Regions from separate parts of the Homo sapiens genome. Here region 1 is linked to region 2. A link is an interaction called in ENCODE POLR2A ChIA-PET data of the cell type or tissue named here. Cell type or tissue: OCI-LY7. All regions are shown on one strand. Each heading gives the region's core, and the rest is flanking DNA. Links, peaks and the distances in the headings are about the cores only.

What was found. ChIA-PET counts read pairs that join two places held together with the same protein. Peaks named below come from ENCODE experiments on the same cell type or tissue, not always from the same donor. Only the 100,000 strongest peaks of a DNase experiment are listed, where the experiment ranks them.
Region 1: POLR2A ChIA-PET joins it to region 2 with 11 read pairs; 12 of 35 experiments call an interaction of 5 or more read pairs at or near these places.

The regions. Positions count from the first base shown.
Region 1 is chr7:33,093,952-33,104,599 of GRCh38, reverse strand. RP9 (RP9 pre-mRNA splicing factor) reads left to right here. Exons shown (of 6, transcript NM_203288.2): 2 at 4,039-4,069; 3 at 5,164-5,293; 4 at 7,238-7,329; 5 at 8,046-8,107; 6 at 9,168-9,803. The coding sequence ends at 9,366. LOC124901610 (a long non-coding RNA gene) reads right to left here. Exons shown (of 4, transcript XR_007060279.1): 4 at 9,201-9,761. Among named protein-coding and RNA genes, the nearest start is that of RP9, 10 kb to the left of the region's middle. In OCI-LY7, for the core only: no CTCF peak of the experiment used is centred there; a DNase peak (open chromatin) is centred at 4,829; H3K4me3 peaks cover 2,072 bases; H3K27ac peaks cover 2,470 bases.
Region 2 is chr7:32,880,645-32,891,292 of GRCh38, reverse strand. All of the region lies in intron 1 of KBTBD2 (kelch repeat and BTB domain containing 2), which reads left to right. Among named protein-coding and RNA genes, the nearest start is that of KBTBD2, 5.8 kb to the left of the region's middle. RefSeq lists a silencer at 1-173 and an enhancer at 2,008-2,533. In OCI-LY7, for the core only: no CTCF peak of the experiment used is centred there; no DNase peak of the experiment used is centred there.

The DNA.
Region 1 (10,648 bases), core at 2,588-7,587, 210 kb before region 2:
TTCTGAGTCCCTTTCTTTTATAAGTTACCTGTTCAAGTTCACCTCACCCTTAAACGTTAAGAAACTATTCTTTATTGCTGCCATCCTGAAGTTTCATGATAATGTTAGTCTTTTCCAATTGACTTTTTTTTTTTTAACTTTTATTTTAGGTTTAGGGGTACCTGTGTAGGTTTGTTATACAGGTAAACTCATGTCATGGGGATTTGTTGTACAGATTATTTCATCACCCAGGTACAAAGCCTAGTACCCAAGAGTTATTTTTTCTGATGCTCACCCTCCGCCTGCCCTCCACCCTCAAGTGGGCCCCAGTGTGTGTTGTTCCCCAGTTTGTGCAGTTGACTCTTTTTTTCTTGACATGTCATGAATGCATTAACTACATATATAAATTTATGTCTTATTTCCTCTCCCCAATTTTGTTTTTTCCTTCTGTTGATTTTCTGTTGCTCTATCTCTTCTGTCTTTGTATTTTCATTGTACTTTGTAGATGTATCTTTTTCTCTACTAAACATATTTGTTATATTTCTAAATCAAAAAGCTTTTTCTCATTCTGCAAGTTGTTTTTTATATTATCCTGTTCTTGTTTCATAAGTGAAATATCTTCACTCATCTATGAGGATACTCACTCGTTTTTCTTTTTTGTTGTCTTTTGTTCCCTACATTGCCTCTATTTCTTGTTTGCTTTTTATTTTGATTGCTGTCTTACATTTAGTAATTTTTTTTTCTCTAATATCTGGGTATTCTTGAATCTCAACCATATTTTGTTTTGTTTTGTGTTTTTTAGAGACAAGCTCTCGTTCTGTCACCCAGGCTGGAGCACAGTGGCACGATTATAACTCACTACAGCCTCGACTTCCTGGGCTCAAGTGATCCCCCCTGAATCAGCCTACAGAGTAGCTGGGACTGCAGGTGCACACCATGACACCTAGCTAGTTTTTTTACACTTTTTTTTTTAGAGATGGAATCTTACTATGTTGCCCAGGCTGGTCGCGAACTCCTGGCTTCAAGGAATCCTCTCACTTAAGCCTCCCAAAGTGCTGGGATTACAGGCATGAGCCGCTGCTCTGGCCTCAACTCATTTAAGAGTAGGCGCTATACAGCTCTTGTCAAGGGCAGCTGTGTGTGGGAGAGAAAAAAGAGAGAAGGTGTTGTTTGTTGATCAGATAGCTTCATGATAGGGCGCTCATGCTGCAGGGTACCCTTTTTATCAAGAGACTTCCAAATGTCAGTAGTTGGAGATTTTTTTCTGGGGCTCCTAAGTTCCTCTAGAGAAGGGTCTTGAGTCCTCTGCCTGGGGGCCAGGGATCTCTGCCTGGCTGCCAGTGTTGCTGAATTGGAGAGGCTAACCCTGCAGCCTCCTTCAAGTGTTGGGCAGGCAGCCTCCTGGCTATAGGAAGGAAGCCTCATCTTCTGAAAAGTGTTACTTCTTCCACCCCAGGAAATCCATTGCTATTTCCACTTTCCCAAATTTGTTGAAAACTTCCTCTGATGTTGCCTCCTTTTGGGATATCTTTATGGCCTTTTTATTTTTTCACTGTCATTTTTAAAGCATCTGGGGAAGGAGATAGATAAGCATGTTGGTCAGTTGGCCATGTTAAATGGGAAGCCCCACAGTGCTCTTTTATAAATTGAATTCAAATCTTTTCATCCCTGATGTGATGGAGTCTCCTGAGTCTCCACCACAGTTTTCCCTCGGTGACCCTGCCTGCCAGGCCCCTGAGGGCATCCGAGGCTTCCACCTGCTCCAACACTCTCTGTCACTTAATAGCTCCTGGGCTGCCAGGCATAACAGAGTGGACCTTCTGGGTGTATGTGGCAGTTTCACCTCTGCCACGCAGCCCCTTGGATGCAGCTGCAGGAACAATTGTGTGGAATGGAGTACACTTGCATTAGGGACTCTTCTCAAAGAAAACCCATCTCAACAGTCAACAGAAAGAGTAATTTGAAACACTTAACAAAAGATTTCTTACTCTGTACACACTTGAGAAGACAGCGTGTCTCAGACATAACTGGTCTTCTTCCTACTCAGAGAAAGTTAGTACAGTCTGAATGACTAAGTAAGGCTTTTCAGATGGCACAAAATAATGCATCTCAATCAACTTTTTTTTATCTTGAGAATTAACTGCAGCTGGACACGGTGGATCATGTATACAATCCCAGTACTTTGGGAGGCCAAGACAGGAGGATTGCTTGAACCCAGGAGTTCAAGGCTGCAGTGAGCTGTGATCACGCCACTGCACTCCAGCTTGGGTGACAGTGACTGCAAAGATAAATGCATACCTCTTAACTGTCACACTGTAGAACCTAAACTGTGCGTGAACATACTTCAGTTTTCTAATCTGTATTTAGTAGTTAAATACTACTTTCAGAAATATATTTTTGAGTATACTACATTAATGAATTGTTCAGCCCCGGGAAACAACATGAACCACCCTTCTTTAAACTTGTGAAACCACTTGTAAAATGGACTTTGGGAATGCCATTGCTGATAATATTATATTTCCAAATGTGCAATTGCATCACACTCATTTTCATCTTGGCAAGAACAGTTACTTTTTTTTGAGAATTTGGATCTCAATTCGATTGGCCATATATTTTTTGTATAATGCTTGTGGCTCAAAAGGATTCATTTATTGGATTTTTGGATTTATAGACTTTACTGTCAAGCTCCTTCTAGTCTCTATGCATAAGGTATAGCATTAATGTTTCTAATGAATGGCTACAGATAAACTATCATCTTCACAAGTTGTGCAGATTTCCATTGTTTTTGCTCCATTAGGCCTATGTCATGCCACAGCTTTTTGTTAGAAATATTTTAAGCACCTACTTTGGGAAAACACTGTACCACACTTACAAAGCTAATCCTGTTAATACACAGTTGTTTACTATTTAATCTTGAGGGAACAGATCTGGGATTAGTAGTATTTCTCATCCATTGTCCATCAAGTTGCTTTCTCCCACATCTTATAGAAGGGGAGAATGAATTTTTTTTTTTTTTTTTAAGACAGAGTCTCACTCTGTCTCCCAGGCTGGAGTGCAATGGTGCGATCTCAGCTCACTGCAACTTCTGCCTCCCAGGTTCAAGCAATTCTTCTGCCTCAGCCTCCTGAGTAGCTGGGATTACAGGCACCCGCCACCACGCCCAGCTAATTTTTGTATTTTTAGTAGAGACGGGGTTTCACCATGTTGGCCAAGCTAGTCTCGAATTCCTGACCTCAAGTGATCTGCCCGCCTCAGCCTCCCAAAGTGCTGGGATTACAGGCGCGAGCCACCACGCCTGGCCAAATGAAAATTTTTTCACTTTTCCCTTTGTCTATTCTTGACTCCCTTTTCCAATATTCATTGTCTTCTAAAGGGTCCCTTAAACTATGCATAAGACGAGAGTCCGAATGAAGAAAACATTAAATCATTAAGTGTTTCTCTATGTTGCAGCCATTCTGAAGTATTAAAATAAGAGAGCCAGGTGTCATGGTGCCATGGTACACAACTGTAGTCCCAGCTACTCAGGAGGCTGAGGTGGGAGGATTGCTTGAGGCCAGGGGTTTGAGACCAGCCTAGGCAACACGACAAGACCCTGTCTCAAAAAAAAAAAAAATACTTCCCTAAAGGTTTAAAGGGTCAAGGGACAGACCTGAGCTAAAAATATTTGCATATTACTCTTTTGGGAGGAGGTACAAATTGCTTTAGGAGCCTGAGAGTTGCTCTTTGAGTGCACAAACACCTCGCCTTCAGAATTTCCTTCCCATCTTGCTGCCTGTCCCATCTGGAGACTTGCGTGCTCAGCATTCTGGGTCTCCTCTGGGTTCAGTCCCTGGATGGAAATAAGGAAGGCCTGGCCAGTCTTAGATGGCAGGTGCCGCTCAGCACAGGGAGGAGAAGCATTCTGCTCTTCTCAGGTGATTGCTTGTCTGCAAACCAGTGATAAAAGCTTATTGTTGCTAAAATCTCTGATTAAAAATCCTATAGCCCCTTTTTTGCAGTAACTTGATGTGTTATGTTTACATTAACATGGTTGATAAGGTTTTGTTTTTTGTTTTCCAGTTACGAAAAACCTCCTCCTGGGCTTATCAAGGTTAGTGTGAAGTTTGTACTCTTGGTTATTCCACAAGACATACTTGTAGACTCAGTAACTTGTTATGAAAAATAATTGCATGATGTTAAATCTCCTTTTACCAAAAGCCTGTTTCTTTTCCTGCAGATGAATGAGGGGTCATAATTTTTAGTTTTGTCACAAGCCTCTGCCTTTGCAGAAATTTCATCAGCCATGTTTCCCTTCCCTGAAGAACCAGTGCAGGCCCACGTGGATTCCTTGGCCATGCCCCTCTTCTCTCTTGCTGGGGATGGCATCTCTAAGCTCCTTTTCCTTGTCGGCCTCACCCGGCTCAGCCCCTCGGTCCATCCTCTGCTGGTTTCTTGAGCTCAGCAGCTCAGAGAGCAGTAAACTCTGAGGAGATCTGACAGCTATCCAGTCCCGCTCCCTGGTACAGGCATCCCTCCTGCAGCTCCCTGGCCAAGGTGCCAGGGTGTGTGTGCACGAGGGAGACTTAGAGTGGCAGGCCACGGCCAAGAAAACTTGCTGTTTCATAACTCTCAGCGAAGAAATATTCTTTAAAAACATGAGTCTATTGTAAATTTAATATTCATAGAAACTTGAAAAAAATCCAAAAGTTTGAAAACACATTAATTGTAAATGCAGTTATTGAGTGGTAAAAATGTACATCAGAGATATAGCATGTGTGTGACTGTAAAACATGACAGGGCCTTCAGGGTATAATAAACTATTCTAGCATAACAGGCCATTTCTATTATTCCAGGAAGCCTGGTTTACTTTAATTCTATATTTTGAGGTAGTGAAACTTTTTTTTTTTAATCTCAGAATCTTATTTGGAGCTCCCCAGTCATTGCTATATAAGGACAGATTTTTCTGCTTCACCAGTAACTTTTCTCTAAGAACAGCTACATTGTTTTTGGTATAGTTCTTCTGGTACATTTGTTTCCTGTTTTTTCAATCAGGTGTAACTTGTCTTTTTTTCTAGTTTTGAGGGGTAACTAAGATGATGTTGGCACCGGAAGCCCAGGAAAAAGCCAGGCAAGGGTGGCTCCAAGGGGAGCAGGAGAGAATCCCAGCGCTCTTGCCATGCTGTTTATACCTGTTCCCTTTTTTAGGAAGATGAGACTAAGCCAGAAGATTGCATACCAGATGTACCAGGCAATGAACACGCCAGGGAATTTCTGGCTCATGCACCAACTAAAGGACTTTGGATGCCACTGGGGAAAGAAGTCAAAGTTATGCAGTGTGAGTGTGGGAGAGTTTCCCTAATCCATGCAACTTACATGCCTCAATTTACAAAGAGTGTTTACTTCTTTTATTTAACTTGTTCTCATCACAGCCCTCTTACAGCCAAGGCACGTTCTCCATCTTCTAGATAAGGAAGCATCCACCCCACCCCCCACCACCGTGCCATGTGAAGAAGAAAGAGGGCTGTCATCTTAAGCCAGGAAGAAAGCTCTCACCACAAACCCACCTTGCTGGGACCCTGATCTCAGATTTCCAACCTACAGAATGAATGAGAAAACCAGTTTCTGTTGTTTAGGCCACCCAGAATACGGCATTTTGTTATGTCAGCCCGAGCTGACTAAGACACCATCTTTCTGCAGGTCCCCTTAGCCTCTCTCCCGTGTTGGATCACCCATTTTCCTGTGTCTTGAGTCTTCTTTATTATCATATTCTCTCCTTATGGTGTAACAAATCCTATGGCTGTTACCTTCAAAATGGGTTTATAGAAGATAAAAATGTTAAGACCTTTACTTTTCTGGAATCGTCTTTAACAGATTTTTAACTACCAGGATATTGAATTCTAATTTAAAAATCAGTTTCCTTGAGAATTTTGATGGGAATGCTTCATTGCCTTGATTATTTGTTAAAAGCAAAGACAACGTGCCTCAGAGTTCAGTATCTATCGGTTTTTCTTCTTTGGGTGGGTTATATTTTCCCAGAGAAGGCTCCCACGTGGAGGGAAAGCCATACTATGAGTGTTCTGGGAGCCGAGTGGAGGGAGTCTGGAAATGTGTCCATCTGCTTTTCATTCATTCGTGTGACCCTTTGTGGCTATTGCAGCAGCTTCCTTCAGACCTACCTGATGTCTCCCTGGTCTCCCTGGCCAGAGACCCTCTGTTTTACCTTTTCCACACATTAAACAACCTTCTACCAGGGTCAGGAAAACAGGGTCTCACTCTGTCACCCGGGCTGGAGTGCAGTGGTGTGATCACAACTTACTGCAGCCTCAACCTCCCAGAATCAGGTGATCTCACATCAGCCTCTGAGATAGCTGGGACTACAGGCATGCGCCACCAGGCTTAGCTAATTTTTTTGTACTTTTGTAGAGATAGGGTTTCACCATGTTGCCTAAGCTAGTCTCGAACTCCTGGCCTCAAGCGATCTACCCGCCTCTGCCTCCCAAAGTGCTAGGATTACAGGTAGGAGCCACTGTGCCCAGCCACCATTAATATTCTAAGAGAACTTGTGATTTTATTTACTTAAAAGTGAGAGTTTTGAACAGACTCAACCTGAGAAAGAAGCTTTTATAGTGTCTAAAATAGTAAATGAGAAGCAGAGATACTTTATGAAAACATTTACTCTGAAAAATATACTGAAACACACTTTAAAAAAAATGTACCTTTTGGGCCGGGCGTGGTGGCTCACGCCTGTAATCCCAGCACTTTGGGAGGCTGAGGCGGGCGGATCACCTGAGGTCAGGAGTTGAAGACCAGCCTGGGCAACATGGCAAAACCCCATCTCTGCTAAAAATACAAAAATTAGCTGGGTGTGGTGGTACGCACCTGTAATCCCAGCTACCCAGGAGGCTGAAATAGAAGAATATCTTGAACCCAGGAGGCAGAGGTTGCAGTGAGCTGAGATCACGCCACTGCACTCCAGCCTGAGCGACAGAGCAGGACTCCATCTCAAAAAAAAAAATTCACCTTTTGAAGTAATTCTCCATTGGATTGCTTCATAAATACTTGGTGATAGAATATTATTCCTAAAGGTATAAGACTAAAGGATGCTTGGGGAAGCAATTAGTTTACCTCTGTTTCTGGGATCTTACATGGCTTGTCCATAATTATATTTTGTTTTAGAATTAGAGTTTAATGAAGAAAAACTTGAATATATTCTGCTGATTCTTTATCTTGAGTAGGTGAAACTGTTATCTTACAGAAATATTTCTCTTTTCGTTTTTAGGTTGGCGTTGCAAACGCTATGGTCACCGAACGGGTGACAAAGAATGCCCTTTCTTTATCAAAGGCAACCAAAAGTTAGAGCAGTTCAGAGTGGTAAGTAAAGTCCAAGAGTGTCAATTTACATTTATCAGAGATAGTGAAAATCAGTGAAGCAGAAAGTCACCAGTGAACTTGAATGGTCACATAAAATACATTCCCAGAAGCCCTTTGACCAAAGTGTGTGCTGTTAACTACATGCTTATTAAATTACATTTGTATGACAAATTAGCTCTTTTACAAAAAAAAGGAATTCTTATTAAAGTGATCTTTGTTTGTAACTTGGAACAGTGATTTTTTTTCTGAAACAGACATTGTTATCTATTCAACCGCACTTTTTAAAATTTACTGTGTAAAAAAGTCATGTTTCATGACTGAAATCAGGGATTTAATTTCCCGGTCTTTAAAGAGTACATGTCTTTAAACTGTAAGATTAAAGTGTCCGTATATTTTTTCTTTAGATGACAGTTATTCCCTGTATTTTTCTTTGTTTTTGAGGTGGCAGTGTTATAGCTCTGTGATTGCTCCTGCAGAGCAGGGCTACCCCAAAGACAGTGTGCTGAGAGTAGCCATTTCCTGTATTTTTCTAATTGGAAAATCCATTTTTTAGCCTTAATGAGTTTTCAGTGATGTGACCTAGAACATGTTGAACATGCAGCTACATCAAACAGTAAAAAAAAAAATAAACTGGTTTTCATAACATAGGCATTTCATTGTATTTAACTTGTGATCCATGAAGCCTAACCAAACCTTAACCTTCTCTGACCCTTAAGGCACATGAAGATCCCATGTATGACATCATACGAGACAATAAACGACATGAAAAGGACGTAAGGTGAGGTCGTCCTGATGATAACAATATCCCCTTAAAGTTTTAAAATTATATAAAGTTGGAGAAAACCACTCTAGTGTTAGAGGAATGGTGCAGTAAACATGGTACTTCAATTGTGAAAATATGTGGAGTGCAGGAGTCATGGCTGAAAAGGCCAGTGTTGGGGAATGAGCAGGCCAGCCTCCTCCTCCTTGGGTTAACTTAAAGCCATGGGCTTGGTCCAGCTCTCTGGCCACTGCAGTTGATGTTGGCAACCCATGTTGTGCTGTCTACTTGTACAGTATAATTGATATTTTCATGTGATTCAGTTTATCTTCTCCAGAGTCTTTAGGGATGTGAGCTTTTGTTAAAAATTATACTTAGGCCAGGCTCAGTGGCTCACACCTGTAATCCTAACACTTTGGGAGGCCGAGGCCAGCGGATCGCTGAAGTCCAGGCGTTTGAGACCAGCCTGGGCCATACAGCAAAACCCCATCTTTACAAAAAAATATAAAAAGTAGCCAAGTATGGCAGCACGCACCTGTAGTTCCAGCCACTCGGGAGGATGAGGTGGGAGGATCTACTTGACCCCAGTAGGTTGAGGCTGCAGTAAGCCATGATTGCACCACTGCACTCCAGCCTAGGTGACAGAGGAAGACCCTGTCTCTAAAAAAAAAAGAAAAAAATTAGACATGATTAGAGAGAGGTGGAAAAAATTGGAGGGTTTGTTTTTTCAAATTGGTGGCATTATAACTGTTAAAGATGTAGATTAAGAAATTGAGCAGTAGGGGAATGGTTTAGTAAAGTATGCGTCTGTTAGAAATTACAATTGTAAGGACTGTGGAAACATGCAGAAATGTCTAGGACAATAAAAAGAATACAAAGTGGCTTGTACACTGGTTTCAGTCACGTAAAGTAGGCATTCAGGTGGAGAAGAATGAGAAAACAGGTAAAAATAAAAATACTGTCTTTGTGACATGGTTATTCATCATCCTATACTGCTTTTGAATGACATATTTATCTAAGCAACTGTTGTAAGTTAAAGCTAAAACTCACTGTTCTTTGATCAATTTTGAATGTTTAGGATACAGCAGTTAAAACAGTTACTGGAGGATTCTACCTCAGATGAAGATAGGAGCAGCTCCAGTTCCTCTGAAGGTAAAGAGAAACACAAGAAAAAGAAGAAGAAAGAAAAGCATAAGAAAAGGAAGAAAGAAAAGAAAAAGAAGAAAAAACGGAAGCACAAATCTTCCAAGTCAAATGAGGGTTCTGACTCAGAGTGACAAGGATGTGACTTGTTCAACATTCTCTTCTCAAACACTGACCAAGGAACAGAGGAAGATGCAGTCAGAGAAAGCAGCAGGATAGAGACGCCGAGAGAGGAGTATATGTGGGTCACAGCAGTGAGCTCCCACCCGCCTTGCAGTGAAGATGTGACCCCAGGAGAGGGAGTGTCTCCTTCCAGGTGCTAGCTCTGGACAGCAGCTGATTTTAGGCAGGAAAGTTTCTTCATCGTTGTCCTCCCTGCTGGTCACATGAGTTTACGATTCCTTTGAAGTGTCTCCCACAGGGTGGCAGGACTGGGAGAATCTCTGAGGCGTGTCTTCCAGGCCCTCCCACAGCTTGTGCCCTCCACAGTGTGGACTCAGGTCCCATAGACATCAGGCTGGAGTCTTCTCTGTTGTTGAGAATAATAAAAGCTCATTATTTATTTTTTAAATGGAATGTATTTATTTATGAATAATACATAAGTACAAATAATACCTAATACAAATTTAAAAGGTACATAATATTTAATCATGAAAACTCTACTTTCTTCCTTTCCACTCCAGTTACCTTCCCCAATGTCTACCAGTGGTACTAGTTTCTTGTGAATATTTTATATATCACAAGTAAGTACAGGGCTTTTCTTAGCAAATGCTATCCACATTCACTCACACATAGTTACATTTTAAACTTAGAAGTATGAACCTTACAGTGGTCAGTATCTGAGGGGGTTGGATCCAGGACCAACTCCCTCAATCCCTCACAGATACCAAAATCCGTGGATGCCCAAGTCCCTTATATTAAATGGCGTGCTATTTGCCTGTTCCCTACACACATCTTCCCATATACTTTAATTCATCTGTAGATCACTTCTAACACCTAATACAATGTAAATAGTTGTTATAATGTATTGTTTAGGGAATAAGGGCAAGAAAGAGAGTCTGCACATGTTCCATAGAGACAGAACCATCCATTTATTTTTTTGAATATTTTCTATCTGTAGTTTGATGAATTCACGAATGTAGAACCTGCTGATAGGGTGGGCCCACTGTTTTTATATATCAAGTACATTTGGCTTTACTGCCATATCAGCAGTGTGCATTTATATTTACCCGACATGGTTTGTTGATTTGGGGGCTAGGGAGTTCTTAAAACAATGAAAAACCTTGTATGGCTGCATTCTAATTCTCTTGCTTTCTACTGCCAAAGTCCCACAATTTTCACAGAGTGACTCAGAAAAAGTTTAAGAATATACAGGGATTTCCATACTGGGTCAGGTACCCACATCCCAAAATCTCT
Region 2 (10,648 bases), core at 1,842-6,841:
CGGGGAAGGGGCGGCCCGGTACGCCGCTAGCTGGGCGTTTCCGGCCCCGGCACCGGGCGCCTCGGCGCCCGCGGGGCTCCCGGGCGGCGCCTTGGCCTCGGCTCGCGCCCGCCCTTACCGAAGTAAAGCTGTTTCCCTTAAAGACTCGCGACGTGTTCGCGACATGGTGGGCCGAAGGAGGACACCCCCTTCCTTCTGTATTCCCCCCGCGTACATCTGAACTAACCAAGAGAGGTCTAGACGAACAGAGCTCCTGTTATGGTCTATATCGACTTAAAAAAGAAAGCAGAAACTGCCCTTTGAAACGGAAAATTGTGTACGTGTTTACTTTGTGAAATCTTTAACTTCCTTGAATTCGACCACCTCCTTCTCCCTACGGATTGAACAACCGGGGAATAGAAAAATCGCTTAGTTTGGTGTGGGGCGGTTATTTTGAGTTAACATCTTTTTTTCCCTTGGGCTTAGCTATCTAAGAACTCTACCTGCCTCAAAAGGTAGAGGAGCGTCCATCCCACGGGCTACCACGGTGACCCCTTCCAGTGAAAATAGGAAAAGAATTCAAAATACAAAATGAACTTTAAAAGGGTGTGTGTGTGAACTATCTTCTGTGTCAATTAGCCTTATGAAGACGTAGGCAACAGGACTGGTCACGTGTTGTTTATACTTGAATCTGTACGTCGGGCTCACAGCATTTAGGCATTGAGAAACGAAACCCTATCAACGCTGTGCACTGACCAAAATGATATTTTCTTTTATCGAGGCAACTAATTAACAGGGATCTTCCCCCTCTTCCCTCTGAGTTGTACATTTTTGCCGAATTTGAGTAGTATGGGTCTTAGATCTCTTGTAATTGTGAATGACTTAGTTTGGTTAACCTTTGATAAGGACTTTTTTCCCCGACTTTTTTTTCTGATCTAAAGTAAATTGAAAAGCCAGTCGGTTGTTTTCTAATCTCGATGATGTGGAATTTTGCTATTCTTTCCATCTGGCTGATAACTAATGTTAAGCTTACTTCTTCACTTTGATCTTCTGTTGGCTTAGTGCTTATTGAAGCCCTTTTAGGTTGGGGCCTGGAATCCTCAAGAGGTTGTTTTCTGTCAGTAACTCGGGAGTGCTGTGGCCTTTCTGTTGAGCATGCTCTGTAGTCCACACGTTTCCACATAGTGGTGTTTTCTTTGCACAGTTTTGTAGGAAGACTTTATGAGTGCTGTAACTCTACTCCCCTTTTTGCTCTCATAAGAAGCATTATAAAATGTTAACTTATGTTATTCACAGGGCATGTAAGGAGATGGGAAGGAATAGAGGTATCAGTACATATGTCCATGCTCCTCCATAGATTTTCTTCTGGTTGGTAGAAATGTTGAGCTTTTCATTCCTAAACATTGAACATTGAATGTGCAAGGTGAATTCCTAGAAACTTGAATGCAGTCTTAAAAGCCAAATGATAACATTGGTTTTTCCAAAAATGTTACACATTTAGAAAAGAGTCCCCCTTCCCCTCTTCTCTTTGCCCACATTCCTAAGACAAGTAAGGCCAGGAAAAAGGATTGATCCTGGTGTCATAAAATATGAGTGAAAATTTCAAAGTCCTTTGTTAGCTTAATCTTTTCAGTTTTGTAGAGTTTGAATAGACCAACTGATACTTAAATAACTCAGTATTAGAAATGACAGGTTGATCTCAAGTAATTTTTTTTTGAGACAGAGTCTCTTGTCACTCAGGCTGGTGTGCAGTGTCACGATCTCGGCTCACTGCAACCTCCGCCTTCAGGGTTCAAGTGATTCTCCTGCTTCAGCCTCCTGAGTAGCTGGGATTACAGGCGCGCCCCACCAGGCCTGGCTAATTTTTGTATTTTTAGTAGAGATGAGGGTTCACCATGTTGGTCAGGCTGGTCTCGAGCTCCTGACCTCGTGATCCCCTCACCTCGGCCTTCCAAAGTGCTGGGATTACAGGCGTGAGCTACCGCAGACGGCCGATCTCAAGTAATTTTTTTTTTTTTTTTAAGAGACGGAGTCTCGCTGTGTCGCCCAGGCTGGAGTGCGGTGGCGCGATCTTGGCTCACTGCAAGCTCCGCCTCCCGGGTTCACGCCATTCTCCTGCCTCAGCTTCCTGAGTAGCCCACGCTGGGCTAATTTTTGTATTTTTAGTAGAGATGGGGTTTCACCGTGTTAGCCAGGATGGTCTCGATCTCCTGACCTGGTGATCTGCCCGCCTCGGCCTCCCAAAGTGCTGGGATTTACTGGTGTGAGCCATTGCGCCTGGCCACTTTTCCCCAGCTTTCTTAAGTCACTGCGCAGAGGTGAGAGGAAAAAGGAAAAGTGATACCCAAAATAAAAGGACATAGTATACTCATATGATTATTGTATCGCAGGTGGCATTGCCTTTATGTTCTTGTTTAATTTTTTAAAACTGAGATAACTTGTTAATCATAATATAGTACAGCTTGTACTTGTGACCTGAATTTACTTAGGGTGCTGAGCGTAATTAACCTGATGGAGCCATGTCATCTATCAGTATGGTTGGAAAGAGAGAACAGACCTAAGCTCTGAATGTGACTAGAGCAGAGGAAGCTATGCTGAAATTTTTTTTTTTTTTTTTTTGGGACGGAGTCTCGCTGTGTCGCCCAGGCTGGAGTGCAGTGATGCGATCTCGGCTCACTGCAAGTATGCTGAAATTTTTAAAACTTGATAGATTCTTCAAAAGGCCAGGTGTTTGTTTTTTTGGTTTTTTTGTTTTTTTTTGGTTTGTTTTTTAATTGATGCCTGTCACAACTCCAGAAAATTCTGTTTGTGTAGCAGTTGACAATCTAAAAAACAAATGGTCTTTTCCAGACATTCTCAACTGTCGTGGTTGTTTTGATAACTTGAAAGCAAACTGTTTCTAGCACCCATCTCTTGTCCTTCCTAAGGAGAAAACTATCTCATTGAAATAAAGAAAGGCTTGTTTTATGACTGGTGCCTTTCTGGACTCTCATTTAGTTTTTTACACTGACATCAGCCTCCTCAAGATTGGTCGTCTTTTAAGCACTAGTTTGTTTCATTATTTGTACCATCAAAATATGTGAGAAAAGGAAAAAAAAAGGAAAAATTATCTTAATATTTTAGAACACTGAATTCAGATTTCAAGTGTCAAATGTTTGCAAAAAAGTCCCAATATTCTCTGAAAACATTGGATTTCTCTTATGTAAAATACCATTTAGACAGAATGAAAAAAGAGAACTGTATTTGGAGTGCTGAGACCTTGAAATTGGAATCTTCGGACCTGGTGAAGGTGTGGAATCCAGGAGTTGGGAAAGTGCTGCAAAAGCTTCACCAGTGGGTGGGTTAATAAAAATAATTTCGAATATCTGTGTAGTGCTGTGTGTCAGGTACTGAACCAAGTATGAAATGTAATCCTAGAACAATTCATTGAGAAGAGAGTTGTACTTTTAACTACATTTTATAGATGAGCAAACTGAGGCATAGAGAATAAATAACTTAAAAAGGGCCACACAGCTATTAAGTTGCAGAACTGGGGCTTTAACCCAAGTAGTTTGGGTTTGTACTCAATTATTTTTCAACGGTTGACCTCCATGGAGAACGCCTTGGATCTTTTCCAACAAAAATTTTTAATCTTCTCTATTGACATTTGTAGCATTGGGAGATGCAGCACTCCCTAAGTTAGTAATGTACAATTTGAATGTGCTTCCTACAGGTGAATGATTTATAGCCGCACTGCCCCTCCTGGAGGGAGACCTATCATTCCTTCATTCCTACTATATAATTTATTTTATTTTTAGTTGGCAAATAATTGTATGTATTTGTGGGCTACAATGTGATGTTTCAATCTATGTACACATTGAGGAATGATTAAATCAGGCTATTTACATCTGTCACCTCATGTACTTATTTTTTTTGTGGTGAGAACATTTAGAATCTTTAGCAGTTTTGAAATACACAGTATATTATTGTTAACTGCGATCATCAACATGCTGTGTAACAGATCAGTAACACTTATTCCTCCTGTCCAATGGAAACTTTGTACCTACTACTGTGCTTATTGTAGCAGGCCTTGCTAGCAGCCTCCTTCCCATCTTTTTATCCTTTCTTCCTTTTTCATCCACAGCTCAGTTAATTGCTGATTGGTTTCTTTATCACATTCAATAGTTCTTTAATCCTTTATTCGTTCCTCAGTCTCTATATTCTGCCTGGTTAACATTGGAAAAGCTTGCTTTGCTTCTATTTGTGTTTCCAGGCTACTCAGTGGGAGGATGCTACAAAGTACACACCTCTAGGAATGAAAACTTGATTTCAAAGTGAAATTAGACATCTATCCCCCCTCATTGCCTCCCCCCAAAAAGCCAAAACACTGCCATCAACCTCTGACATCTTTAAAAGTATTTGGGATTTTTTAAAAATTTCAACATTTCATACTTTTAATCTTGGTTCCTTATCCTTTAATGTTAATAATCAGAATCTGTAAAACAATTTCATGGTCACTTATCTCTTTATGAGTATTAAAGTAGTATTTACTTTGTAAATTTTCTTTGCTGATAGACTTTCAGGCATGTTTTGCTGCTTATAGTGAGAAGTTAAACACCTTTTTAATACTGTTATTTTATAGGAAAGTTAAGTGAGGAATTCAGACAACCAACTTAAATTTGTTGCATAGAAACACAGTTGTCTCTTGGTTTCAGTGGGAGATTAGTTCCTAGGTCCCCTTGGGATATGAAAATCCAAGGACACTCAGGTCTCTGATAAAATGCCGTAGTATTTTCGATAACCTGTGCATATCCTCCCAATACTTTAAGTCATCTCTAGAAATAATATTTTGTGGGAAGAGTTTCAGATTTTTAAGTAGAATTGTATATGTTACTGTCGATTGCTAACTGATTTAATCCTGACAATCATTTAGTAACAATGTTTCAAAACTTTTATGTGTTGGAATTCACTCAGAACCTCGGAGACTTGGGCATCCTAGAGAAAATGTATTAGAAGCATTTGTTTTCAATCAGTTTATAAATTTTTGACTTCTGTAGGTAGTCTTCGGATTTAAAAATAAATAGGACTTTGTCCTGTAATAATTCGTAGAAAGTCAGTGGGTAGAGGCCGGACGTGGTGGCTCATGCCTGTAATCCTAGCACTTTGGGAGGCCGAGGCAGGCAGATCACCTGAGGTCAAGAGTTTGAGACCAACTTGGCCAACGTGGTGAAACCCCATCTCTACTAAAAATGTGAAAAATTAGCCGGACATGGTGGTGCGTGCCTGTAATCCCAGCTATTTAGGAGGCTGAGGCAGGAGAATTGCTTGAACCCGGGTGGTGGAGGTGGCAGTGAGCCTAGATCACACCATTGCACTCCAGCCTGGGCGACAGAGCGAGACTCTGTCTTTAAAAAAAAAAAAAAAAGTGTGTAGACAGTGGAGGAGAGGATTTCATCCTGTGTATAACATTTTAACCTTATCTTTGCCATTCTCTGCGATCAAGCAAATCAGTCAAAAACACTGAATTGAGCGCAGGACTTAAAAGAAGGAGTAAGAATATGTACACTTTTTATGTCAAAGTACATTGCACTTTATTAAGATTGTGAATTTCATTATATTGTGTTTGCATGACTCCAATTTAATTCTTATGCTGGTTAGCATTTTTTACTATGGAATATATTCTAATGATCAGTGTTAGAATATAGGACTTTCTTACTAATCTGGAAGCACCTGATACCAGGAATTGTGGCTTATAACAGGGATTTCCCAAAGTAATTTAAGTGTTTTTGAATAGCTTTTTCTCAGTATGGATTTTTTTTTTGGCAGGTTATCTTGGGGAGAGATGTCTTTTTTTTTTTTTTTAACCTTAATTAAAGGTACTCACACTAGATAAGAACATGTTTCGGAAGTCCACGGAACTAGCAGGAATTGGGGAAAGCAGTTGTGTGACTAGGTAAAAGATGTTAGAATATTTTGGTTGAGAAGAAAAGTGGAATATATATAAATTAGATTAAGAATTATATTTAATTCCGCGTTCAGGAATTTAAAGTTTGTGCTTTTCCTTGTTTTGTGATCTGAAGAGAAACATTATTCTTGCAGAAACAACTTGAGGTACGTATTTTAGTCACTGACTAAATATTTCATCAAGAAGCAGTGTAAGGCCAGGTGCGGCGGTTCACACCTGTAATCCCAGTACTCTGGGAGGCCAAGGCAAGTGGATCGCTTGAACGTAGGAGTTCAAGACCAGCCTGGGCAACATAGTACAATCCTGTCTCTTAAAAAAAAAAATTAAAATTTGTGTGTGTGTATGTGTGTGTATATATATATATATACACATATATGTGTATATATATATATACACACACATACACACATATATATATAAAAGAAATATAAATTTTTAAAAATAAAGCAGCGTTTGGTAAATGTGGCCTGTAACCTGTTCTTGTAAACAAAGTTTTATTGAAATAACATTTGTTTCCATATTGTCTTTGGCTGCTTTCAGGCTGCAGCAAGAGTTAAATCTTTGGGATAGAGACCTTATGGCTCCCAAAGCCTAAAATATTTTGTCTTTGTTATGAGAAGAGAGAATAGTGTACCTTTTGAAGTTTTATTATTATTACTATTTTTATTTTTATTTTTTTGAGACTGAGTCTCTCTCTTGTTGCCCAGGCTGGAGTGCAGTGGTGCGATCTCGGCTCACTGCAACCTCCTCCTCCTGGGTTCAAGCCATTCTCCTGCCTCAGCCTCCCGAGTAGCAGGGATTACAGGCACGCACCATCACACCAGGCTAATTTTTGTATTTTTAGTAGAGACGGGGTTTCACCATGTTGGCCAGGATGGTCTCAATCTCCTGAACTCAGGTGATCTGTCCACCTCAGCCTCCCAAAGTGCTGGGATTACAGGTATGAGCCACTGTGCCCAGCCTTTTTTTTTTTTTTTTTAAATTAAAAATTTTAGAGGCAGAATCTTGCTGTTGCCCAGGCTGGAGTGCAGTGGCATGATCATAGCTCACTGCAGCCTTGAACTCTTGGCCTCAAGGTACCCTCTCGCCTTGGCCTCCCAAAGTGCTGGGAGTACAGGCATGAGCCAGCACAGCTGGCCAAAAGTTTATTTTGTAAAAATCAGGTAATCATTGCATATATTAAGAAAATCCAGAAGGTTTAAATAGGTCTTCAATAAGTTTTTCCTTCCTCCTGTGTGATCCACTGTTAGTAGTAGGGCTGAGCACCAGATACCTTTGCTCATTTTACCTGTACTACAATTTTTCTTACGGTAAAGAGTAAAATTTCTTGAACTCATGTCTCTATTAAAAGTTTGAAAGAAAAAGATTAAGATAGCTACATTTCAAGAAAAATGTTTCATATACCCAGCTTGCTTCACTCATTTGCTTGCTTCTTGGCTTTTAAGTTTGTCTAGAATAGCTGGTTTTTAAAACACCATGTTTTTGAATGACAGCTGTAGCTGTGGCTGTAATCTGTAGTAAGAGTAAAAGCCCTTGGTGTTTTGGAGCTTTAGTGTTTGGCTTCTCTGAATCCGAGTATGTAAAGTGCAATGATTGGCACTTAGTATTCAATAAACATTTGTGGAATTTAGCCATTCATTCAGAAAAGAAAATTAAGTCAACAGTTTCCTTGATACCTGAGAATTAATCTGGGGAAGCTGGCTTCTACAGATAACAGGGTCTGTGACGTTTTGAAGCTGATTTTAGATATAGAATGATATACAAAATGTAATTATTGAAAAGGGAAAATTTGTAAAATACGTCACATCAGTTGGTAATTAATATAGTACATACTGAATTGCTTCAGAGGATTTAGAGTACTGGTTTCAAGTTTTAGGAGGGAAGGAGCCTTTTACAGAAAATGTTTGTGTTGTGGGCATTTGAAGATGGTTGGTTGATCGTCCTAAACTTTGCAAATTTTCACATTTTTATTTTTATTTTCGTGAGACAGAGTCTTGCTGTGTTGCCCAGGCTGGAATGCAGTGGTGTGATCTCAGTTCACTGCAACCTCCTCCTCCTGGGTTCAAGTGAGTTTCAGCTTGAAGCAGCCTCAGCCTCCAGAGTAGCTAGTATTACAGGCATGAGCCACCATACCCGACTAATTTTTGTATTTTTAGTAGAGACAGGGTTTTGCCATGTTGGTCAGGCTGGTCTTGAACTCCAGGCCTCAGGCCTCAAGTGATCTGCCCTCCTAGGCCTCCCAAAGTGCTGGGATTACAGGCGTGAGTTACCACACCTGGCCAAGCTTTCACATTTTTAGTTAATACCTTTTGAAGTCCATGCTCCCAGAGGGGTGAGATACTTAATTTTATTTATTATTTTTTGTTTTTGTTTTGTTTTGTTTTTGAGACGGAGTCTTGCTCTGTGACTTGGGCTGGAGTGCAGTGGCACGATCTCGGCTCACTGCAACCTCCGTCTGCCAGGTTCAGGTGATTCCCTGGCCTCAGCTTCCTGGGTAGCTGGGATTACAGCACGTGCTACCATGTCCAGCTAATTTTTTTGTGTTTTTAGTAGAGATGGGGTTTCGCCATGTTGGCCAGGCTGGTCTTGAACTCCTGACCTCAAGTGATCCACCGACCTCAGCCTCCCAAAGTGCTGGGATTCCAGGCATGAGCCACCACTCCTGACTTTAATTTTATTTTTAATTGTACTTGTTTATTTACTTAGTGTCATATCTGAATGACTTACTTTTTCTGCCTATTTTAAGGTAACTTTTACGTAGGCTGCCTCTCCAGGAAGAAAATGTATCCTGGATTACAAAAGAAGAGTGGGAAATAGGGGAATCTAATAAAGCTGTGTTAATGAGTATGACTTTGTACTTTTTTAGAAGCAGACTTCAATTGTTTTAATACGGTTTCATGGATACGATAAAAAATCAAATCTGGCAAAACCCAGTCGTAAATGAGGCCTCCCCAAAATCATTGCAGAAAATCATATTATTATATGGTTAATGAAATGACCAGAGTGAGCCTGTACCGCTAGCCTGCAAGAAATTCTGGGGTCTAGCGGCATGATTTAAGTCTGTCTTGGCCCTGGCCACCAGTTGCTGTCACCTTGTTTAAACATGGATGGGGACAATTTTGAGTCCAGCTACTGGGATTAGGACTTCTACTTTATTAATGCATATATTTCTGTAAAATATATTTCTAGAAGTAGGATTAGTAGATTGGTATTAAGCATTTCCAGTGCCAAGTATTATTAATACTTGCAATTTTGAAATTCAAAAAGCTCTGAAAAATCAAGTTGTTAAAAAAAAAAAATCTTTGCTAGTAAAACCTGACCTGAAGTAACGTGAGGCTATATATAGTCTTTATTTTTGACACCATTCATAGTTGCCTCAGCAAAGATAATATGTTTGATTATCCATTGCTACCTGAGACTTCTTGAGAGGATTTCATAATGTAGGGTACATGTGTCACAATACCTCTATAAAATCTGGAAAAGTGTAAATTCTGGAGCGTGTCTTGTGTCAAGAGTTTTGAATAAGGGATTGTGGGTATGTATCAACTTACTCCTCTGTGTAAGAATGCTTGTTTTTCCACACCCTCAACAACACTATGCCTTGCTGCATTATTAATGTGTGGAAATAGCCAGTGATTTTAAGTATTATTTGCCTTAGAGATTATAGTAGTAGAACTCAGATTTATAGTGTGACATGCTGTTCTGGAAGAGCAAAGTTATTACCTTAAATGACCCAGAGTCTCACTCTGCCTTTGCACCTGTTTTAGTTACTTTCAAAGTTAACTTGGCTGGAAACTTGACTGTATATCAAGTTAGCAGTTACTGTAATAGTATAGTTTGTCAGGAAGTGTATGTCATTCTCTTTGACATAATGGATGGTATTTTGTGAGGAAAAATAACAGTGATTCTAATGATGGAGTCATTTCTCATTATGGTAACTAATGGTCATCTTAACAGTTGGTGAAAAAAGAGGTGGCAGTTTTTATAGTTAACATATTAGTAGCATTCTATTTGGGATTTTCCTCTTTTCCTGATTTGTAATTCCTTTGCCATGTGTTGTGAATACTGAGTTCCAAATTAAATTTTTATTCAGCTGGAATTTTGGTTTTTTTTTTTGATGAATGGTATGCAGTATGACTAAAGCCTAGGTTTTTTTGCCCCCTTGAGCAGTTAGCCACTTCCAACATTATTTGTTGAAATAAACCATTCTTCCTAACTTGAGATACCATATTTATCTTTATCATATCTAATTTCTTTTTTTTTTTTTTTGAGACGGTGTCTTGCTCTGTCACCCAGGCTGGAGTGCAGTGGTGCGATCTTGGCTCACTGCAATCTCCACCTCCCGGGTTCAAGCAATTCCCCTGCCTCAGCCTCCTGAGTAGCTGGGATTACAGGCACACACTACCACGGCCAGCTAACTTTTGTATTTTTAATAGAGACAGGATTTCACCATGTTGGTCAGGATGGTCTCGAACTCCTGACGTTGTGATCCGCCTGCCTCGGCCTACCAAAGTGCTGGGATTACAGGCATGAGCCACTGTGCCCGGCCAGTCATCTCTGGTTTCTTATGTGTACTTGGTTTTATGGCAGTTTTATAGTACATTTAATATTTTCATAAAAATCATTAAAAACTTGCCCTTCTTCCCCTCAAATATCTTAGCAACCTTTGTGCATTCTTCCAGATAAATCCCTTGAAAATAGGATTTAGATTGGATTTGTATTAAA